Linked DNA regions of Homo sapiens: region 2 is linked to region 1. Evidence: read pairs that join two places in POLR2A ChIA-PET (ENCODE). Cell type or tissue: PC-9. All regions are shown on one strand. Each heading gives the region's core, and the rest is flanking DNA. Links, peaks and the distances in the headings are about the cores only. Region 1 overlaps NFYB (nuclear transcription factor Y subunit beta). Region 2 overlaps WASHC4 (WASH complex subunit 4).

The links. Peaks named below come from ENCODE experiments on the same cell type or tissue, not always from the same donor. Only the 100,000 strongest peaks of a DNase experiment are listed, where the experiment ranks them.
Region 2: POLR2A ChIA-PET joins it to region 1 with 5 read pairs; 2 of 35 experiments call an interaction of 5 or more read pairs at or near these places.

What each region holds. Positions count from the first base shown.
Region 1 is chr12:104,114,493-104,128,161 of GRCh38, reverse strand. NFYB (nuclear transcription factor Y subunit beta) reads left to right here. Exons shown (of 8, transcript NM_006166.4): 4 at 1,918-2,048; 5 at 4,739-4,936; 6 at 6,841-6,922; 7 at 7,683-7,762; 8 at 8,393-11,076. The coding sequence ends at 8,425. It also overlaps the pseudogene RNA5SP370. Among named protein-coding and RNA genes, the nearest start is that of NFYB, 17 kb to the left of the region's middle. RefSeq lists an enhancer at 11,401-11,570. In PC-9, for the core only: no CTCF peak of the experiment used is centred there; a DNase peak (open chromatin) is centred at 6,941; H3K27ac peaks cover 1,210 bases.
Region 2 is chr12:105,133,365-105,142,980 of GRCh38, reverse strand. WASHC4 (WASH complex subunit 4) reads right to left here. Exons shown (of 33, transcript NM_015275.3): 14 at 9,085-9,211; 15 at 4,970-5,095; 16 at 2,580-2,687; 17 at 1,936-2,082; 18 at 1,735-1,814; 19 at 423-528. Among named protein-coding and RNA genes, the nearest start is that of WASHC4, 30 kb to the right of the region's middle. In PC-9, for the core only: no CTCF peak of the experiment used is centred there; no DNase peak of the experiment used is centred there.

The DNA.
Region 1 (13,669 bases), core at 2,185-10,184:
TCGACTTCCTGTTTAAATGTTAAATAAGAAATTTATAATCAATTGATAGGGTAACTAAAATAATTATTTAGAGGGTGAGTTAAATTTCTAGCTATTATATTTCTTGCACTTATGATTTATTTTTGGTTTTCATTCAATATTAACTTTGAACTATGTCAGGTATTAGAATGGTAGTGTTGGCTCAGTGTGGTGCTCACACCTATAATCCCAGCAGTTTGGGAGGGCAAGGTGGGCAGATCACTTGAGCTCAGGAGTTCGAGACCAGCCTGGGCAACATGGTGAAACCCCACCTCTACAAAAAAATTAAAAAATTAGCTGTGCTTGGTGGCATGTACCTGTAGTCCCAGCTACTTAGGGGGCTGGGGGCTGAGGTGGGAGGATTGCTTGAATCTGGGAGGTAGAGGCTTCAGTGAGCCATGTTTGCACCACTGCACACTCCAGCCTGGGTGACAAAGTGCAAAGTGAGACCCTGTCTCCAAAAAAAAAAAAAAAAAAAAAGGCAGTGTTATGTTGGCCTATCAGAAATAATTTACTTTTGTGGCATTTTGGTTTGTAAAAAAAATTTTTTTTTTTTTTTTATTTTTTATTTTTTTTGAGATGGAGTCTTGCTCTGTCGCCCAGGCTGGAGTGCAGTGGCACAATCTTGGCTCACTGCAACCTCCGCCTCCTGGGTTCAAGCAATTCTCCTGCCTCAGCCTGCCCGTTAGCTGAGATCACAGGCGCCCAGCACCATGCCCAGCTAATTTTTTTTTAGTAGAGACAGGGTTTCGCTGTGTTGGTCAGGCTGGTCTCAAACTCGTGACCTCAGATGATCTGCCTGCTTCAGCCTCCCAAAGTGCTGGGATTATAGTCATGAGCCACCACGCCTGGCCTGATTTGTAAAATTTTTAAAAATTGAGATATATTTTTAGAAGAAACTTGCCAGAGGGATTAATTTCATCCTGAAACGGATATTCAAATAAATTAATTCTGATAACATCATTTTAAACACATAAAAACGTAAATTGAATCAACTTAAGTGCCTTGCCTCCTTACTTAGTACATATGAAGAGTGGGCAGTTTACTTACAGGATACTGCATTTAGTCATAAAAGGATGTTATTGGTACTGCGCAAGCTTCAGTTATAGCTAAATTTATATAATTTGAAAAGTCCCTTTTTGTATGAACAGTTGGATCACTGCTCTAGCTTTGTTCAAAAACTAGTTACATTAGTAAGCCAACTGGATCAGTAATAATCAAGTCCAGTTTTTCCATTCTTTAAAGAATTTTATATAAACTTTATACAGACAAGACAACTTTATATCAACTTTAAAAGTTTTATATAGACTTTTACATAAATGAGTTTATATAAACTTGGGTTTGGAGAAACATACAACCTCTTAATCTAGCAGTATTGAAGGAGCCATAGGTTACGGTCTGTAAGTTTTATAGCTAAGTCGTATAATAAATATTTATGAGTACCTACTCTGTGGAAGGTGCTGTACCAAGCTGTAGGAAACACAAAGCTGATTCGTGACATTAAGTAGCAAAAATCTAATAGGAGAAATGAGGAATAATAAAAATTCTAAAAATGTGTAAGAGAAAAGGCATAGAGAAGCACTTACATTTTATGAAAGAAAAGATCATTTTTGAAGGTGGTATGGAGATGTTATTTGAGATTTTTGGAGAATGGGCAAGTAGGATTTTAGCAGGTATATTTGAGGATAAAAAGTGTTCTAGGCAGTGAGTCTGAAATTAATAAAAAAAAAGTTCAGTTCTGGCTCTGTAAAAATTATGAAGAGACTTGCTATCCTAATCCCTAAATAATGGTTAAGAGGTGAACCAGAATGATTTTATTCTGGATCACTTTGGTAGTTTTTTCTATCTTGAAATAGAAATAATAAGAAGCTTTACACCTAAATATTTTTATTTCTTTAGATACTGAGGACAGCATGAATGATCATGAAGACACAAATGGTTCAAAAGAAAGTTTCAGAGAACAAGATATATATCTTCCAATAGCAAACGTGGCTAGGATAATGAAAAATGCCATACCTCAAACGGGAAAGGTAACGTAGAGGAGAAATTTAACTAGGTTTTTTCAAGGGAAACACGAAACTACATGAATTCATAGGTCATGGGTACAGTTAGCTGTTGATTTCAATCATTCAGGCTTTCAGCAAATCAAATATTTCTTTCATGTCTACATACACAGTTACTGAACAGTGTCCCATTTTCAATTCTGTCATGTCCCTAAATGTTCTCCTCTCTCCCACTTATTGGAGGCAGATAAAATAGAATTTAGACTGTTTTTTTTTTTTTTTTTTTTTTTTGGGGACAGAGTTTCACTCTTATTGGCCAGGCTGGAGTGCAATGGTACAATCTCCGCTCACTGCAACCTCCGCCTCCCAGGTTCAAGCAATTCTCCTGCCTCAGCCTCCCGAGTAGCTGGGATTACAGGCGTGCACCACCATGCCCAGCTAATTTTGTATTTTTGGTAGAAATGGGGTTTCTCCATGTTGGTCAGGCTGGTCTTGAACTCTCGACCTCAGGTGATCCATCCGCCTTGGCCTACCAAAGTGCTGGGATTATAGACATGAGCCACTGTGCCTGGCCCGACTGTTTTAAAAAATAGGTACGTTGTCAGAACTATCAGGTTTGGGTGTATGAAGCTGTAACTTTTTTTTTTTTTTTTGAGACGGAGTTTCGCTCTTGTTGCCCAGGCTGGAGTGCAGTGGCGTGATCTCGGCTCATTGCAACCTCCACCTCCCAGGTTCAAGCGATTCTCCTGCCTCAGCCTCCCCTGGTAGCTGGGATTACAGGCACGAGCCACTGTGCCCGGCCTGAAGCTGTAACTTCTCCCATCCAAGTACTAACCAGGCCCGACCCTGCTTAGCTTCCGAGATCAGACGAGATCGGGCGCGTTCAGGGTGGTATGGCCGTAGACTGAAGCTGTAACTTCTATAATGTTGCAGTAAATTTAGGTCGTATTGGTCTGATATAGGTGTAATAAGAATTTTCCAAAACAAATCCTGGTATTTGGAAACAGCTATTTTTACATAATTATAGATACTAAGATACATTTAAATTGATATTTTTTTTTCTTAAGTAGTTTTGTCTTCTTAGAACTTTTAAAACTCATTGTCATTGCTCATCACTTGGTCTGAATTAAAATTCACACGTTTTATATCATTTTCTATTGGTAATTTTTCTGTCATTTTATAGTTTAAAAAGACTTATGGAAGTAATAAAGCTTACAAATAAATATGCTATTAAAATACATCACTAAGCTTAGAACTTACAGTTTGAGAATTTTGTCCTTATGTTTTAAGGAAAAAAAAGCACAAATGCTGATTATTGCTTACATAGGCTATGTATGACCAGCTATGCCGCTGGTCAGTACCATAGCCACAAGCCATGTGCTCAGGAGCACCTGAAATGTGGCTGGTCTGAATGGAGATGTGTTGTAAATTTGAAACACCAGATTTTGAAGACTTAGTATGAAGAAAAGAATTAAAATTTCTCATTTAAAAATTGATTCTATGTTTAAATGGTAAGAATTTGGCTATATTGGGTTAAATTAAATATATTAAAATTAATTTTATTTTATTTTATATGGCTACTAGAGAATCTAAACTGACATATGTGGCTCACATTATATTATCTTGCTTGACTGCATTTATGCAGTTCTTGTTTACTTTCTCCAGTATGGAAAATAGGCATGGCGGTGAAAGACAGTGTGTTTCGGCAGGGAGTTTGAGTGGTATTGCTGTTACAAGTGGCTTTGCAATTGCTTGATTAATCCATTGGAGTTTCATTTTTAGACCCCAGACCCTTAAGGGAAAAATTGTTTTTATAATGAAGTGGCAGATGTGTGCTTCTTTAGGCAGGCTTTTTAGTAAACTCAAAACCTGTATCTGACACTGTGTATCCCAAATAATAAAAAAGTCAAAGTCACCGTATGTTATCATTTCTCTCTTTTCCAAGCCTTATGTGAATTCAGTTTTTTAGTTCCTGTTTTGCTTTTTGTTTTCTGGTGTCTTTATTCATGGAAATGCTAGGGCAGAGAAGTGGTACTTATGTCGCCCACAAAATATGCATGGTGGAATGGATTTTCCAGGGGCACTGGGTTATTAAGAGTTTTCATCCTCTGTGGGGTGGTAGGAACATCCAGTGATTGCTGTTTTATATCTTTTTAAAATTTTTTTAATTTTTTTTTTGAGACGGAGTCTCGCTCTTTTTGCCCAGGCCTGGAGTACAGTGGCTCAATCTCGGCTCACTGCAACCTCCGCCTCCTGGGTTCAAGCAATTCTCCTGCCTCATCCTCCTGAGTAGCAGCAATTACAGGCACCTGCCACCACGCCCAGCTAATTTTTTGTACTTTTAGTAGAGATGGGGTTTCGCCATGTTGGCCAGGCTGGTCTTGAACTCCTGACCTCAGGTCATCCGCCCGCCTCGGCCTCCCAAAGTGCTGGGATTACAGGCATGAGTCACCCTGCCAGGCACTCTTTTACATCTAAATTAGATTTGTTTCTGTAAATAGTTGTCAAGGCTTCTCTCACTTGTATTTGAGCTTTTATTCTGACTCTGAGGTGTGGACTTTTGATAGCACACATTGTGTTAATGTTATAACATATATTTAAGAGATTAAATAGTCATAAAGTGAAGATGTGTTCTTCTGAATAGGCTTTCATTTTTGTAGGTTGTTAGGAAGGTGATGGTTATAGTTTCTGTAATTTACCTATGATTTTCTCTTCAGATTGCAAAAGATGCCAAAGAATGTGTTCAAGAATGTGTAAGTGAGTTCATCAGTTTTATAACATCTGAAGCAAGTGAAAGGTGCCATCAAGAGAAACGGAAAACAATCAATGGAGAAGATATTCTCTTTGCTATGTCTACTTTAGGCTTTGACAGTTATGTGGAACCTCTGAAATTATACCTTCAGAAATTCAGAGAGGTAAATAAAATATCTCCCATTGTGCTTTTTTTTTTCTTCTTTTTTTTTTTGAGGTGGAGTATCGCTCTGTTGCCCAGGCTGGAGTACAGTGGCAAGATCTCGGCTCACTGCAACCTCTGCCTCCTGGGTTCAAGCAACTCTCCTGCCTCAGCCTCCTGAGTAGCTGGGATTACAGGCGTGCACCACCATGCCTGGCTAAGTTTTGTATTTTTAGTAGAGACGGGGGTTACACCATGTTGGCCAGGCTGGTCTCAAACTCCTGACCTCAGGTGATCCACCTGCCTCGGCCTCCCAAAGTGCTGGGATTACAGGTGTGAGCCACCATGCCCGGCCCCCATTGTGCTTTTAAGAAAATAAGAGACATTATTTATTTTAACTTTGTAAATGTATTACTTGTTTTAAAAATTCATTTTGTAGTAAATTATGTAACATTTCTCAGAAGTATTTAATTGCTTATATCAGCAGTCCTCAACATTTTTGGCACCAGGGACCTGTTTTGTGGAAAGCAATTTTTCCACGCTCTGGGGTCAGGGGAGGGGTGCGAGGGGTAGATGGCTTCAGGATGAAACTGTTCCACCTCAGATCATCAGGCATTAGTTAGATTCTCATAAGGAACGCACAGCCTAGATCCCTTGCATGCGCAGTTCACAATAGGGTTCCAGCGCCTATGAGAATCTCACGTGGCCGCTGATCTGACCGAAGGCGGAGCTCAGGTGGTAATGCTGGATTACCAGACCCTCACCTCCTGCTGTGTGGCTGGGTTCTTAACAGGCCACGGACACTCATCAGTCTGCAGCCTGGGGGTTGGGGATCACTGACTTATATTACAGTACTTAAATAGAAAGTCCTTTCTTTTTCCCTTTGTTTATTACTAACTATAGCATAGTTATATAATGATTTAAGGGCACAGACTTTGTATTCAGACTACCAGGAGGCTGAATCCCAGCTCTGCCACATGCAAATTCTGTGGCCTTGGACAGATTATTTAATTACTTTAGGCCTTGGTTTCCTCATCTGTAAAATGAGGCTAATAGTACCTATATCATAGAATTATGGATGGTACTAAATAATGTTCAGTGCTCATTAATGTTACTTCTTGCTGCTATTGTTAATTTCAAAGAAGTAGCATTAAAAGTAGTAAGGTTGGAGTCTTTTAGATAATAAAAAGAGGAAGGTATAATCATATGTCTTATTATTGATTGAATTCTTCTATATTTCTTAGGTTTATCTTTGCCTGTAGGAATGGATTTTGTGAAAAGCAGTTGAGTTCAGCATATTTATTTCCACATGCCAGCTTAGGTGTCAGATTCACATTACTTTCAAAATATATTCTTAATATCTTTAGTGTTTGAATCCCATTAAATTAGTGATATTTGCATGGAATAATTGAAGTAGGAAAAGAATGTGTAAATTCCTGACATTATTTTTACAGATCTTCAGTATCATAGGAACCTAGAAGTATTTGGCCAAATTAATTTAGGAATTTTTAACTCTCAGCTTGCTACAGTACTGCCCAGTTGGCTGAGAGACATATATATACTTAAGTGATCACTTGGATCATTTGTAGATTTATAAGCTCAATATTGGTGGTGTTTTGCAGACTTCTTCATCTGTAAGTAGAGTTACCCCTTTGATATGATGTGGAATTAGAATAATTTATTTTTATCTGTAAATACTTTGCTTTCTAGGTCATTACTAACTCTGTCTTGTTAATGATTACAGCTTATATTAAAAGTTAGCCTTCTGAAAGCCTTCTTCATATGTAATTAACCAGAAGTGTTAATAAATACTCTGCTTAGAGTTTGTAATAATAGAAGCTCCTAATTTTAGGCAATAAGTAAGCATTTGCATTTGGAAGACAATTTCATTTGAATATCAGTGACTTTTTTTTTTTCCTTCCTCAGGCTATGAAAGGAGAAAAGGGAATTGGTGGAGCAGTCACAGCTACAGATGGACTAAGTGAAGAGCTTACAGAGGAGGCATTTAGTAAGCATTGTTATAATACAAGTCATGTAGATTGTTAGCAATGATTCATACTAAGTATCTAATGGTATTTTTGGAATGTCAGCAGTGAGTATTTTGACAAAGCACTATTTTAAATAGTTCTTATCAGTTCATGCCCTTTTATTTGAAGTCAGTGAGTGATAAGTGTAGAAAAGTTTAATTCTGTAGACATTATAACCTTTCACTGATAGTTCTGACTGAGTTCTGTAGCCCCTAGTTTTTGGTGAAGATTCATATGAGATAGGAATATTAAGGAAAAGTTTGTAATATAAAATCTTATGATTTAAATAAATTTCAACTCAGTTTTTTTTAAATTGAGTATCATGTTGTCATATTGGTGAAATAAAAGGGCTATGTTGAGTAAATTTCTCATTATATATATTTCTCATATGTAAACTATATGCTGCTCAGTTATATGTTGCTCCTAGCCAAACCTCATGGTGTAGTGTAGTTTAATCATGAATCAGAAACTTCATCCAGTCTGTCTACAGATTTGTACACATGGGCAGTTAGCTAAGGTACATGTTAGAGATAGGAAAATTGAAAAACGCAATATAAAATAATGTGGTTTTTAGGGAACATTTTTTAAAATGGAAAATTGGAGGATTTATTATTTTGTCCAAGACTACATCATTGATACCGGGCAGAATTGTAATGAGACATTAATGGTACAACCTTAAGATACAACCCAAGAAAGTAGATATAGTTCATTTCCCTCTTTAACTAATTTTTTTTCTTTTAGCTAACCAGTTACCAGCTGGCTTAATAACCACAGACGGTCAACAACAAAATGTTATGGTTTACACAACATCATATCAACAGGTACAGTCCTTTGTATTTTAAATGCTTAAAAAATTTGATTGTATCGACAGGGCCCCATGGCTCATGCCTGTAATCCCAGCACCTTGGGAGGCCGAGGTGGGTGGATCACCTGAGGTCAGGAGTTCAAGACCAGCCTGGCCAACATGGTGAAACCCTGTCTCTACTAAAAATACAAAAATTAGCTGGGCGTCATGGCGTGTACCTGTAATCCCCTCTGCTTGGAGGCTGAGGCAGGAGAATCACTTGAACCCTGGAGGTGGAGGTTGCAGTGAGCTGAGATCACACCACTGCACTCCAGCCTGGGCAATAGAGTGAGACTCTGTCTCAAAAAAAAAATTTTTTTTTTATTATATCTATTGATATAGTTAATTTCAACATGCTATTAAGGACCTGATAAAGAAGGTTATTAAAATTGTGTTTTCTCAATGTAGATAACAGTATATAGTGTTCTCTTAATAGTTAAAAATAAGCATATGTTCATATTTGCATAGGAGATTTCTAGAAAGATACACAAGAAATGGGAATTAGACTTGTTATTGTCTTTTTATTCACTGAATTTTTATAATATGCATATGGTACTTTTAATCTCCTTTTCTTTAATTCTGCTCAATTTAAATTTTCTAATCTTAGATTTCTGGTGTTCAGCAAATTCAGTTTTCATGATCTGAAGAAATGATGGAATGGGGAGTGTAGAGAAATGAGAGTCTGTATGATTCTGGAACAGAGACATCAGAAGGAAAGACTGGTGAAAAGATGTATCTTTGTATATTAATAGCTGTAATGTAGCTTCCTGATGCTTGACTAATTGAGGTGTTAATTCTGACTTGAGAATCTTTTTCATGAATGATTTTAAAGAAAAATTTGGATTTTAAAGGTATTAAAATATTTTTGTTTTGTACGAGAGTTTGTTGCTCTGTATGACTCCTGTATGCATTGTATATTGCAATTTATTACTGTCAGAGATTTGTAGACAGTTTCTTATTTTCATATTGAATCATGTTACTTTTGTAATTCAAGTAAGCGGCTGGGTTAATTCATGATGTTTGCCCTTTTAATAAAATATAAGGGTAGAGTTCATTTTGAATGCAAGTTGCCTTTATTATAAATTTGAGTTTGTCTTGGTTATACCTTGCATGATAACCTAGCTAGATTTCTAGCATTTGCTGTATTTATTAAAATTATTATTTTTTTGGTAAAACATTAATAGTTTAAGCAGCATCATTTTTTTAAAAAATGTAATTGAATAAGTGTGAATGCAGAAGCAAATATTGTCTGCCCTGTTAAACTTGGTGCCCATTAACAGTGTTTACACTGTTCATCGTGCCTGTTAATGTAGTTTTAGTTACTGGAGCTTTTTTAAGACTAGATTTGGTTTTGAGTTACATTTTTAAGAATGTGGGAATATATTTAAGTTTAATGTAGTCCTAGTGCTCTTGAAATGGTGCCCCTTTCATTTGGTACATGATTTTTTTTCAAATCATATCTTCAAGTACTATAGTATTCTCTTACAGAAGAGGAGTTTTATAGTCTGATGGTAAATGTCTTCATTTTACCTTTTTAATTGAAATGTCAAGTTTCCTGTTACACTATGGAAACCAAGAAACATCAGACATCATTGCGTGTACAGACCTTTTGCATGGGTGAGTGGATGAAATGGAGAACAGAGTGAGTGCTGTGAACGGTGTGAAATAGAAGCCAACTTCTAGTATGCTGTCTTCATCTCTGCAATAAACTAAACGTAAATAATGTAACTTTGTATAATTTAGTAGTATGTACTTGGATTGTTTCTTTTTGAAAAGTGAGGATTTGTATTTTCTCATCTATTCTTTTTGGTGTTAATTAACTTGAGGGATTTCTTTTTTAAGTTTTTAATATCAAAAATTGCTATTGTATAGTTTGCCTAAAAGGAAGTTGGAGTGAATATCATCTTTGAAGGACACTCAAATTTATAAGGTAGAAGCAATTTCCCAGATATAGGCTGAACAGAAACATTTACTTTGCCAGAAGGAGCCTTTAGGAGTATATGTGGGCTAATCAGAGGTTAATAATGTCCTCATCTCCTACTCTCCATTTAAAAAACAAACTTCATTGTAGTAAATTCAAATAGGAAAAAATGGGGGAGTAGTTAAGCAAAATCAACAGTCATCCTACTATGTTGAAAGAACCAATGTTAATATTTTGATAAATATCATTTGTCCTTTTACTTTGCTAAATATGTATATTTTTATAAAAATGGGCTCATATTGTGCATACCATTTTGTAACCTGCTTTTTTCACTTAACAATATATTGGGAACATCTTTTCCAGGTCATGCATAGTCTTCTGCATCATTTTTATTGGTTTATTATTCTGCTGTATGACTCAATCATAATTCATTTAATCTTCTATTGGATATTTTGACTATTTACATCTTTTCACAGTTATAAACAGCACTTCACTGAATCCCATGTACATCCATGACTGTTTTCTTAAATTCTTTGAATTGCTGGGTTACCAAATATGCAAAATTTTAAGGCTTTTGATACTTCGTTATGAGTGTATTTTTGAGATATTTTCCACTTGATCCAAGCAGTGTGTCACTATATAACTGATAAAAGCACTTGGTCTTTGATTATCAGATACTGTCTCTAAAATTATTTTAAAGATTAATATTTGTTCAAGTAGAGAATGAAGATAAAAAAGGAATTTGAGGCCAGGTATGGGGTGTCTCATGCCTATAATTCCAGCACTTTGGGAGGCCAAGGCAGGCAGATCACTTTGAGGTCAGGAGTTTGAGACCAGCCTGGCCAACATGGAGAACCCCCCGTCTCTACAAAAAATACAAAATTAGCAGGGTGTGGTGGTGCACACCTGTAGTCCCTTACTCCCTGGTGGCTGAGGCATTATCCCTTGAACCTGGGAGGCAGAGCCTAAAGTGAGCCGAGATCGCGCCACTGCACTCCAGCCTGGGTGACACAGCAAGACTCTTGTCTCAAACAAACAGGAATTTGAGTAAATTTTAAATTAGTATATACTACAACAAATTTCCAAACTTCATAATTTGCTAGTAGTGCTAACTAAAATTTTACACCAGGTAAAATCAGGTCACCTTTTTTATGTATTGACTTCATTGTTGGACTTCATACTCTGATGGGAAAGAAAATGGACATTCTGAATGTGTCAGGTGCATAATATCCTAATTTATGCTTGTCAGAGCTGGGGTCTCTGTCTTCCTTGGCCCATGTTGCATTTAACTGAATGTCATGTTTTCTCCTCTGGAACTTCTTATGTATGCAAGCTCCCATGTTAACCTATCATAAAAATGTTTTTTATAATTTTGTAAACATTGCTTTCTTGAGTATCTAAGAGAGAAATGGGTTTCCGTGAGTGAGTTCCAGGTAGTAGAAGGGGACTTAGGTAGCTTCTATCTTAGATAGCTTCTATCTATCCCCTCACTACCTCACTCTAACGGAGATGCTTTAAAATCCTCTTGAGTCCAATGAGGATTGTTTTTTAAATGCTGCCTTCCAAATGTCACATACTTAGATATGACAGTGTTTGAAGCTATTTGTATTTTTTTTCCCCTCCTACACTGTATTATGTGTGCAGTGTTTTCCTTTCTTCAAAAACATGCCTTATTGCCTGTTTTCTGGGTTGTCTTAGTGAGTTAAAGGAGTACCAATTAACTTTAATAATTCTAATTGAATATAGTTATGAGGGCCCAATTAAAAGGACTTCTACAGCAGTAGAAATTAGGCATGAAAAGTGGAAAGAATAGTTTCTCCCATTTGCTAAGAATGAAATCTTGCAATGCAAGATTTTTAAAAAATATTTTCTCTTAAGGAAAATTGTTATTTTATCAACAATATAAACAAGATGATGTTTGTTGCTTTATGTGATAAAATACACTTTAAGTCATTCAAATAAGTAATAATTAGGCAGCTTCTTAGAGGGCTTCAAAAGAAAGTGATACTGGGTGAAATCTATTTTACTAGTCTATTTTAAATGTATTTTTTGGTTTCCCTGAATTAGGCAGCTGATAAATTAATTTACATAAGTTAATAATTTGTATATATTGACCTTAAACTCCTATTAAGTCATATAATGTGCTTGTGAGTTAAAAAATGGAACTCTAACTTTGTTTTTTAAGGAACTATACTACACTGCCTGAAAAATATTCAGTTTTAATTTATGTTTTCTTTTAGAGCTAGAAATGTTACTTCACCAAGTTTAGCTCTCTCTTGACTGGGGAGCTCCAGTCACCCCTGATCTCGTCTAGGCTCCTTATGCCAAGTTCTTTGCCTCCCCCACCCACCTGCCATGACCTTAAACACATAGACTTCCCTCTGCCTAGTCCCACTCATTCTTCAGGTCTTAACTTCATCAGAAAAGGTCCTCAAACATTTGTAAAACCTTTGTACTAATCACCAAAAACAGAAAACAAACAGCACCACCCAAAACTGAGGAGATGTGTAATACAGCCTTTTATACTGGCTGCTGTACAGCCCCTTAGAAATTTGTTTCAAGACTGCTGCTTTTTGTACCTGATTTTAAGGATTTGTGAAACCATAAGGCAGAATCCCTTCAAATCTTGGGCCACAGATGGCACTGGCATGGATTCATTTCTCTGGCTTCTGGCCATTGCCTTTAAAGAGAGACACTTGCCTAATAGTAAAGTTACAGTTTTCCCTGATCTTACTCCAGACTGTTTCTTTTTCCACTGCATATTAAAGGGATACCTGTGCAAGACAACTTATTATAAGAACTCCTTTACCAAAATTAATCTGAGCAAGTGTGTCAGGTAAGAATAAAGTCATTAAAATATGTGCTGGCCCCCCCCCCTTTTTTTTTTTTTAAGACGGAGTCTCACTCTGTTGCCCAGGCTGGAGTGCAGTGGCGTGATCTCAGCTCACTGCAACTTCCGCCTCCTGGGTTTAAGCAATTCTCCTGCCTCAGCCTCCCGAGTAGGTGGGACTACAGGCGCATGCTGCTATGCCCGGCTAATTTTTTGTATTTCAGTAGAGACGGGGTTTCACCGTGTTGCCCAGGCTGGTCGCCAACTCCTGAGCTCAGCAATCCGCCCACCTTGACCTCCCTAAGTGCTGGGATTACAGGCGTGAGCCACTGCGCCCGGCCACTGGCACTGTCTTAAAGGCCATGTACTAGTTTTAGGGGAGCAAATTACGTTAATAGGTAATTCTTTTTTCTTCCACAAAAATATACTGAGATTATAAAATTCTGATCCATGGCATAAATTCTTGCCTCTTTTAAGGTATAATTTAGATCTTCCTTGATTGTCCTCTAAAAGCAAGCAGTAACAGGTTTGTGTCATACTTTTGCAACTGTTTTCCAGGGCTCAATTTCAGAGTACATCTGAATGAAAGATATTTCTGAACTTTGAACACTAGGCAGTTGTTGAAAACAGGTTACTGGGCAAGGAAAAGTCATAACAGAAAGTGCCTTTCAGCCAGGACAGGTATGCCAAGGAGGCTCATTCATGCATATATAATCCCCAATATTAGGTTTACAAGAAACCAAATCCAAATTCTTTTTTCAGATCAAAGCAATCATTAATCAAAGAACAATGTTTGGGACATTTAAGGAAATGGCAGAGCCATTCCTTACTTTGGAGGAAGAGTCTATCTTTAAAAAATAGTTTCTTTCTGCACATTCCCAACCTTGCAAGTAGCAGTCTCCACACCGTAAAAGTGCTATCTTACAGAACTGTACAGAGAGAACCAGACATCTTGGAAGTACCATGTATTCTACTCACATAAATATGGGCAAACTATTAATCCAGACTTCAGTTCCAAGAGTAAGACAGCCTAGATAACCTAACAACTCCCAGTTAAAAACCCCCAAATGCTTTATAACATAAAATAATGTGAACTATCAGCAAATTAATTGAATAATGCATTTTTAAAGTGT
Region 2 (9,616 bases), core at 1,617-9,616, 1.0 Mb before region 1:
AAAGAACCTAAAGCATATACTTTAACTAAATATACCCAAAAAAAATCACATTCGCTAGTCCTTTCCTATCTTGTGCATTTAAACACACTTATTTCCATAAAGAAAAATATGAATATTTCTTAAAAATATTTTTTCTTTTGCATTGTAATTTGCTGATGAGTAAATGTCAGATTACTATGACATAAACTAAAATTAAGTGAAATGAAAATGATTAGGAACATGAAGGAAGAAATTAAATAAATTAACTTCGTTAACAGTAACATAAAATTTAACTACAGACTATAAACACTTTATGAATATGCAGTTTACAAAACAGTCAATTTTAAAAGTTTATTAAATCAAATGATCTATTTTAAACTAAAACGGTTTACACAGTGACTTTTAAAATGATAGAATTATTCTTTATATTGTTCTTTACTTACATGTAATCTGGCTGCATCAACAGCATTTTCATATACATCATCTAAATAAATTGGGAAGACAGCTCGATGCCAGTATAAAAAACAACAGTCACATTGTGTTTGGACTCTACAATGTAAAGTAGTAATCAGTCACACCAAAACTGAAGAATCCCAAAACAATATGAAAGGAATGACATCTACTACAGAAGGAAGAGTTCCATCTTACACAGTTCGCATTCCCTACATCACTTAACCCAACATAGTATAGAAAAGTCACAAAAGAAATACTATCAAAATGAAACAAAGGTAACAAACACTCCAATGCCTGACATTGTCAGAATTCTGCACATATGCTTTTGTAAACCATACTTGAAAAATGATATGCATAATATTCAAATATCAGAGTTTAAAATAAACATTTATTGACCATTTTTGGTTTTGGTAAATAAAAACAAACTCATTTTCAATATTATTTGCTATGACTAGACTTAAATACTTGCATCACATGCTCCATTTTCCCTGACTCTAAGTTGGAAAGAAAAATCTTTTAAAAAAAAAAAATTGTGACCCCCCCCGCCCCAAAAAAAAACCCACACTTAACATGTCTACAATCTTTGCCAAGTGACTATTTCACACCTTAAAGGGCAACAGAATGATCATTAACTATCTTATAATGAAAAAGGCTCAATATTTCTTCCAAGAGTGGAAAATTAAATGCCAATAACAAGAAAAATGTCAGCTTCTCCAGAACAACAAAAAAGTAAGTTATAAATATGAATACTAAATGGAAATTGTGCTGTAACCTTAATTCAGCTGGAAACCAAAATTCAAATTTCCCTTCAAGAAATTTACGCTTACTCAACAAAAAGAAAACAAGAAAGCCAGAAGGAGCTACAAAAATAAGCCTTCCAAAAACTAATTCAACAATGTTAATTCAAATTCGTGTCTTAAAATAAAATCATAGAACACTACGTATCATGGATTGCTAAGTCTCACACAAATAGAGGAAGCCCTGTTATAATACAGCAATTTAAGTCCAATAAAGATACCCAACATAATAATCACGATATGCATCAAAGTCGGCCAGATGCTCTGAGGTTGCACTGCTTTTTCTCATGTGAGTTTTTCTAGGGGCTACATGCTTCCTGTAGAAGCAAAGCTAAATAAATATGATCCCTAGTCACAATCTCATTTTGGTCATGCTAAAGAAGTTACAGAAAGGAACTAATGCTCGATCTGAATTTTATTTCTTCTCTTGCTATGCTAAAAAGAAAATCAATGTTTCTATTAACCCTGTCTTTGGAGTACCACAGCATATCCCAGTCCTACTTACCGTTCTCTAAGTTCACTAATAAGATCCAGTTTTTTCATGACTACTTGAAGTGGAAAGAGTTCTTCATCTTTAAATGTTTTCTATCAGGGACAGGAAAAAAAGGCAGAGAAGTTGCAGTCAAAGGTTTCTAGGGTCAGTAACAAGGGAACTGTGAAATCTCAGATCTCATTTCTGTTCCATAAGTAATAGCAATACACTTACCATTTGTGTGCCAACACTTAGTGCCAAAGAAACAATAAGTCGCCGTTGCTTTGTGCTTGGTCCATTTAGAGTGTTTTCAGCCAAAACTAGAGCAGAGAGCACATCAAGACGCTGTTCGCTGTATTTTTTGTCAGAAATCACTCTTTTCTTAAAAATAAAACAGGAAAACTATTTGTTTCTGAGGCAGTAACAAAAGACTCAGAAGAAAAACTTCTTGATTATCTTTTCCATGATTCAATTTAAGAGAGCATACACAAATACTTTCCCCATTTAAGCTTCTGACATTTATACTTTACTTCTGTAATATGATCCCTTAGTACTGTCAGAAACAGCAAATGTATTAGGCATACTTTAAAATTTCCATGTTAATTTACTAAGAAATCATTTTTTAAATGATGCATCAATTTCAAAAGTGCAATGTCTTTTTAGAAGTGTATTAATGTATTACATGCTGCAATTTCACAGTAAAGATAATGCCAATAACTTGAAGTAAAAATTGTAAAATACTATGGAGATAAATAACCGAGCATATTATGTTTGAAGGAATGGAATAAACAGGTTAAACCAGAAAACACATATAAAACAATGAAAGAACAAACAAAAAAGATAACATACTTATGCTAAATACATAATAAGCTGCATACCTTGGCCACAGAAATAGAATGAAGAGCCTGATGTTGAAGGTGCTGTGTTATATGTGAAACTGAATCAGCCACAACCATGCTTCTCCTGTAGAACATATGCTCTATTGCCTAAAAAGAATCAGAAATAATTTTCTGACAATCAACTTAAAAATTTCAGGCAAAATTATAGAAGATCTTTACGACCTTAGGCTAGGGAAGGGATTTGTAAATGAGATACAAAAAAACCTTACAGTCCTGGCGTGGTGGCTCACGCCTGTAATCCCAGCACTTTGGGAGGTCGAGGCAGGTGGATCACCAGGTCAGGAGTTCGAGACCAGCCTGGCCAACATAGTGAAACCCTGTCTCTACTAAAAAATACAAAAATTAGCCGGGCATGGTGGCGCACACCTGTAGTTCCTGTAGCTGAGGCAGAATCGCTTGAACCTGGGAGGCGGAGGTTGAGGTGAGCCGAGATGGCGCCACTGCACTCCAGCCTGGGCAACTGAGCAAGACTCCGTCTCAAAAAAAAAAAAAAACTTACAAAGTATAGAACTGATAAATTCAACTATACTAAAACTAAGCACTTCTGTTCATCAAAAGTCTCTATAAAGAAAATAAAAAGGCAAGCCGATGTATCACAAAATATCTACCAGGTACAAGTGACTAATGTTCAGGATATAAGAAGACCCAAAATGAATGAAAGATTTTGTTTTTTAAAGGCACACAATCCAATAAAAAAAATGGAAAAGACATGAACAGATTTTTCACAAAAGAAGAAACATAGTTAATAAATAATTGAAAGGATATTTACCATCACTAACAATCAGGGGTTAAATATTAAAAATCATAAAACCAATTATACCCACTAATTTATTTTAAAAAATGAAGCTCGATAATACCAGTGTTGGTCAATTGGAAATACAATTTTATTTCTAATGTAATTTTCTAATGTATTGTGGGAGGCATATATATATATATATATATATATATATATATACACACACACATATATATAGTCTGTCTATAGAGACAATGTGACATCATCTTGAAAAGGTGAACATATACGTAACACATAATCCAGTAACCAACTTTAGGTATATAATTCCTTACAAAAACTCCTGCACAAGTACACCAAGAAACACATACAAGGATGGCAACATTGTTTATGATACAAAAACCGGAAACAACCCGAAGTCTATCCACTACACAACAATGAAAATAGATGTGCTACTCATCCCAACATGGATACCCTCAAATACAAAATGCTGAGTAAAAAACAAAATGTTGAATAAAAAAATGGATCAAAAAATACATAAAATACTGCTCCACTAATATAAACTTCAAAAACATATATAACGATTAATGCTTTATTGATTCATCCATATTTGGCAAGCTAAAAAGAAAAACAAGAGAATGATAAACATAAAATTCAGGACAGTAGTTTCCTCTGAGGTGGACAGGTTGAGATGCAATTAGGAAAAAACACAGCATTTGAAAATATTGGTAACATTCTATTTCTTAAGTGGGACAGTGGGTATTTCTTAAGTGGGACAGTGGTTATTATTTTTAAAACCATGCTTATGTATTACATATTTATACATATTCTAACATACACATATACTTGTCTGTATTTATAGTTCATAAAAAATAAATCTAACATAAAATATCTATAAACAAATCATACAAAGAAAAAAAGGCTGAAAATCCAAAGGCAGAATCTCCAAAAGAAAAATCTTTATTTCCTGAACAAATCTAGTCAATTATTAGGAGAAAATTTACCAGCAAATCTTAATTTCAATTTTTACAAAAGGTTAACTGGACTTTCCTGCCTACAGGTTTTTTCTTTAATACAGAAGTAAGCTAAGAAACACGTTACCATACTTGCATAAGTGCACTGTAATTCTTAATTCATTTGACCACCTCTGTAAGTAGTCCACTGTTCAAATCACAAGATTACAGCACTTCATCTAAATTACAAAATAAATAGCCTTATGTTAACTAACCTCATACGCATGTAAACACTATAATGGATAATGGTAGACAAGCTGTTTTTTTTTTTTTTAACTCATGCAACCTTTTTAAAACTTCCAAGAGTAAAGCTTTACTGATAATATTAAAGTTAACTTTTCCATTTTCTTTCTTTTCTCTCTCACTACATTAACTTTTTTTTTTACTGTGTAAACTGGATATATTAACTTTATTTAATAAAGTTTAAATATAATGACCAGCCATAAGTAGTTACTCAGAAATTTATTTAAATGGCTAGTTCCTTTATTCAATTGAGAGAGAAGTACTTTCTCACAATTTTCTGTTCTCATATAATCATGTAGTCAAACCTTACAAGATTATCCTAATTTAAGCCTGGGTCATTTCTCAATTATGATGGAGCAGTAAAATAATCTAAAACCTACCTTGAGAAGTTCAACAAGCCTGCACAATGCCTTAACTGAGGTTTTGGTCATTGGCTTTTGCATGGACATGTAGAGATTCATTGTGGTTTTAATAATGGTACTAATACTATATGCATACAAGAAGCCCTGTAAAGGAAAACATTGATTATAATCACAAGGAAAGATTTTCTTCAAGATTTCATTATCTATTTAACAGCAGCTATTCCTCAACTTACCAATAACTAATGTTTCTAAAGTTCATCTTAAAGCCAGCTCTTAAGATTTGGAAATACTCTTCCTCACAGAGACAATGTTATACATGGTGGTTAAGTTTCAAAGCAGCCCTAACCGTTTATTTATCCTGTCACATACCAGAAGTTTTGTACTGTCAAAATAATAGTGTATAATTACAGCTTAAGAATCTTTCCCTTAAAAAAGCTTTGAGTGAAACAATTTGAATGTTAGAAAGGTATCTATTCATCCTTATCTTACCTGCCAGGGAAGAGAATAAAGACTCCTATCTGTTGCCACTTAAGGCAAGAGCTGAGGACTCTGAGGAGTTACAAATTGAAAAATAAGGAGAAAGAGGGCTGTTCTTCAGTCAATACAGATAGGCAAAGAAATTTTTGAGTTCCAAGCCAAGTCCCCCTTTCCTATTCACCTAGACCAATCCCCACAGTCCATCTGCTATCTCATCCTTGCCTAGTTTGGTGCTGCATTAGGCTTTCTCTCCTTCCAGCCCAATGAGAACAGATTCTCCCTCCCCTTCTATTCATGAAGGAAGCCAGGTCTTGTGAGGTGTTAAAATTCTTTTAATGCTATTAAACTCAGTGAAACAGTGGAATAAAGGAAAAAAGGGATATTGCTTCTCAAACACTTTTTCATTTAAACCCAAAAGGGACACACAGAAAAACACAAAGATAATGATGGAGATTCTTTGGGTCTATAAAGTTCCCAAAAGAGACACATGTACAGTTTAGCAAGGAACCTTAACTATGTTATTGTAGATACATTATGGAGGTGGGGCAGAAGATATATGCCAATGTTCCTCAAACTTTTGCTCCTGTCCCACCACATGTGAAAGAAAGTATTCTCCCATCGGAAACAGTGGCTCACTAAAGGAATGATACTCAGCGCAAAGTAGGAGTTCCTCTGAACCACACACAAAGTTTCTCTGTGGCGAAGAGACATGCTAAATTAAGAAAATGAAAAAATCAAAGAGAGGATAGCATCCTAAGAAAGGTGACCGTAAGACCAAAGCTTGGCACATACATGCAGAAAGAGCCACAGTCTTACCTTGTCAGCTGCAAGACTATTACATCAGACCCTACTCTAGTGCAGCCCTGGGAAAAATTAAAAAGCACAAACAAGGAACAGCAAAGATCTAACTCTAAGTCAGGCAGAAAAAGGAGGCTTCCCTTTTTTAGGGGTACTTGAAGTTCAGAACTCCAGGGCCCATATTAGCTCATTCCCAGATAACCATTAATTTGTGAAGGGATGTATTTTGAAATCTAAATTGTGAGGGAGAGGGTAGTCTGGAGTCTGTATTAGTTAATGATAGAATAAATAATTTAGATCAGCCTTCCCACTGAGAACAACTAGAATATATGGGCAAAACGGTTTAAAAATGCCTCATAAGGCATCAAAGAGGATTCAAATAAATAAGGAAATATAAGGCCAAGATCTGGAAGACAGAAACTCAGAGAAGTGATCCTGGCATTCAGGGTTGCTTTCTCTTAAATCATCTGCCTTAAAGACAAAAGCCAAACATACCTTTCAACAACATCTCACAGGGAAGGGAAATAAAAACAGGAGCTTGGGGCTCATCGGAGCTGGTTTTCATAAACCACCTAAGTTCTGAGTTGGCATCCTGAAGGATAACCCCCCAAAAAAGTAAGGGTGAATTAAACAACCATCACAGGATCAAAATCCTGCTTCAAATCATCTTGATCAACCTACTAGATTGATATAACCTGGGTTGCTAACCGTCCTAGACTAGCTGTGTACAAAAGCAAATACAAATACAAATACAAATCCCTTCTGGAGGAAGAAAATATCCAGATCCTCAAATTACGTCTACAGCTTTTCATATATAATGTGTGGCACTCTATAAAAAATAACTGGGTATATAAAAGGTAAGAGATGTACAAAAACAAGAGAAACAACAGATAAGACAAATACCCAAATAATGAAATTATTAGACATGTGCTTCAAAATAAGCTGAATGTGTTGAAGAAAATAAAACACAAAATCAAGTATCTCAGAAGAGAACTGTAAACTATAAAAAAGCCAGCTAAAAAGTAAAATTATTAAAATTTAAAACTCAGTAGATGAATTGATTAGAGACAGATGAAGAGAGAATTAGAACAGAGGAAACAGAAAAGAAATAATGCTCGAAGAGTTAATGGTAAAGAATATTGCATGAATTCAAGAAGCTCTACTGACCCCAAAGTAGCACAAACACACAAAGAAAACCACACCTAGGGGCATTGTAGGAACACTGCTAAAAGCCAAAAAGTAAAGAAAGATACATATTTTAGAAGCAACAAACCTACAGTTGACTTCTTAACAAAAACAAAGGAAGCCAGAAGACCATAAAATGACACCTTTAAAAGCTAGAAGAAAAAAAAAAACCCCACCAACCTAGAATTCTAACACAGCAAAATGATTGAAATGAAGACATATTCAGACCAAAAACTATTACAATTCATCAACAGAGACTTGTATTAATGAAATACTAGCAGGTATTCCCCAAGTAGAAAGATGAAAATTAAGAGATGTAGGAAGAATAAAAAGCAACAGAACAGGTAAATATGAGTAAATCTAAATAAACGCTGACTATAAAAACAACAATAGCGATAATAATGCCTTGTGAGGTTTAAAATACAGAGGAACTCAAAGTACACAACAACAGCACAGAAGATGAGAGGGAGATAAATAGAACTAAAGCTGTTTAAGATCCTTATACCGTCAGGAAAGTGGTAAAACTACTAACATACATTAGAGCTAAATGAGCAAACGATACATCTTAAAATGTCTAGAGTGACCGCTAAAAGAACAATAAAATAATATAGAATTAAACTAATAGAGAGGAGGAGAAATAAAATTAAAAATACTCCAAAAAAGAGCGAGAGAGGAAAAGAAAAGGGACACAGAACAAGTGAGACAAATACAAAGCAACTAGTCAGGTGGTAGTTTAAAACCAAATATATCAACAATGACATATAGAAAAAATAGTACTATGAAGAAAAAAAAACAAAGATTATCAGATAGGAGAAAAATATACGTTACTTACGGAAGACACACATTAACTATAAGGAGCCAGGAAGGCCACAAGTGAAAGGATCAAAAAAGATAATACCATGCAGACATTAATTAAAAGAAAACAGTTATAGTTAATATCACACGAAAGAGACCTACAACAAAAAGCATTACTAGAGATAACAAGGAATATTTCTTAACAAGAAAAGGTCTAATTTACTAGGAAGACAGAACAATTCTAAACATTATATACTTAGCCTAAAAATACACAAAACAAAAACTACAGAACAAGGATAAACAGACAAATCCACAATAGTGGGAAATTCTAACATGACTCTCAGTATCTGAAATACCCAGACAATATCATTAATCAGTATGACCCTCTTGTCATATACAAAATGCTACAACTGACAAATACAAATTATACATTCTTTTCAAGTAGACGTGAAATGTTTACCAAAGTTGACCATGGGCTAGGCCATAAAGCAAATTTCAAAATACTAAAATTATTTAATTATTGCTACAACTCAATAATAAAATAACTAGAAAATCCTCATATATTTCAAAATAAGGAAATCTTTCAAAAAGCCCACAGTTATAATAAAAATTTAAATAGTTTGAAATAAATGACAGTAAAAATACAACATATCAAAACTTCTACGATACAGCTAAATAGTCAAGTTGTAAAGGAATATAGAGCTTTGAATGGGTTGTTAGAAAATTTAAATTAATAAGTCACACAGATCCCAACATAACCAAATCAACTTGCTTTAATAAACAAAAACATACTCTACCCTTTGTTCAGTTTTTTCAAAGTTTAACTTCTGTAAGTTGGATTAACAAAAAAATGATTCCCCGAAATAAGATGCAACTACCTGTATAAAAACATTACATCTATTGGTGAGATCTTCAGCAAATTTATCCATTCTCTGCTCTTTAGACAAAATAGATTCCATTTTCATCATCCATGAGCTCACAAAGACGTAGTAAGACTGTACATCTCTAACAAAGGAAAATATTGGGGTTACTCAGCAAAGAAAATTTACTTCCATTTCTTGATACTGATTGCAGTACATTATTTCCCTGCAGCAGTCATTTCATCTTTCTGGTTTTCAAAAGATAAATATTACATAGACATATATAATTTACTCATTCAACAAACATCCCAGGTACTGTTTCTCAGTACAGGTACTGAGAATACAACAGTGAAATCAGCAGTAAATAAAATGAATACAAATCCCTCCTCCCATGATGCTTACATTCTAGAAAGGAGAGCTGTATAATAATGAAATCAGTAAGTAAAATTTTAAATTAATTAAAAGATACATACTACAGAAGAAATAAAAGCAGGGGAAAAAGGATAAGGACTGGGGTGGAGGTACAATTTTATATAGCATGATCAAAGTA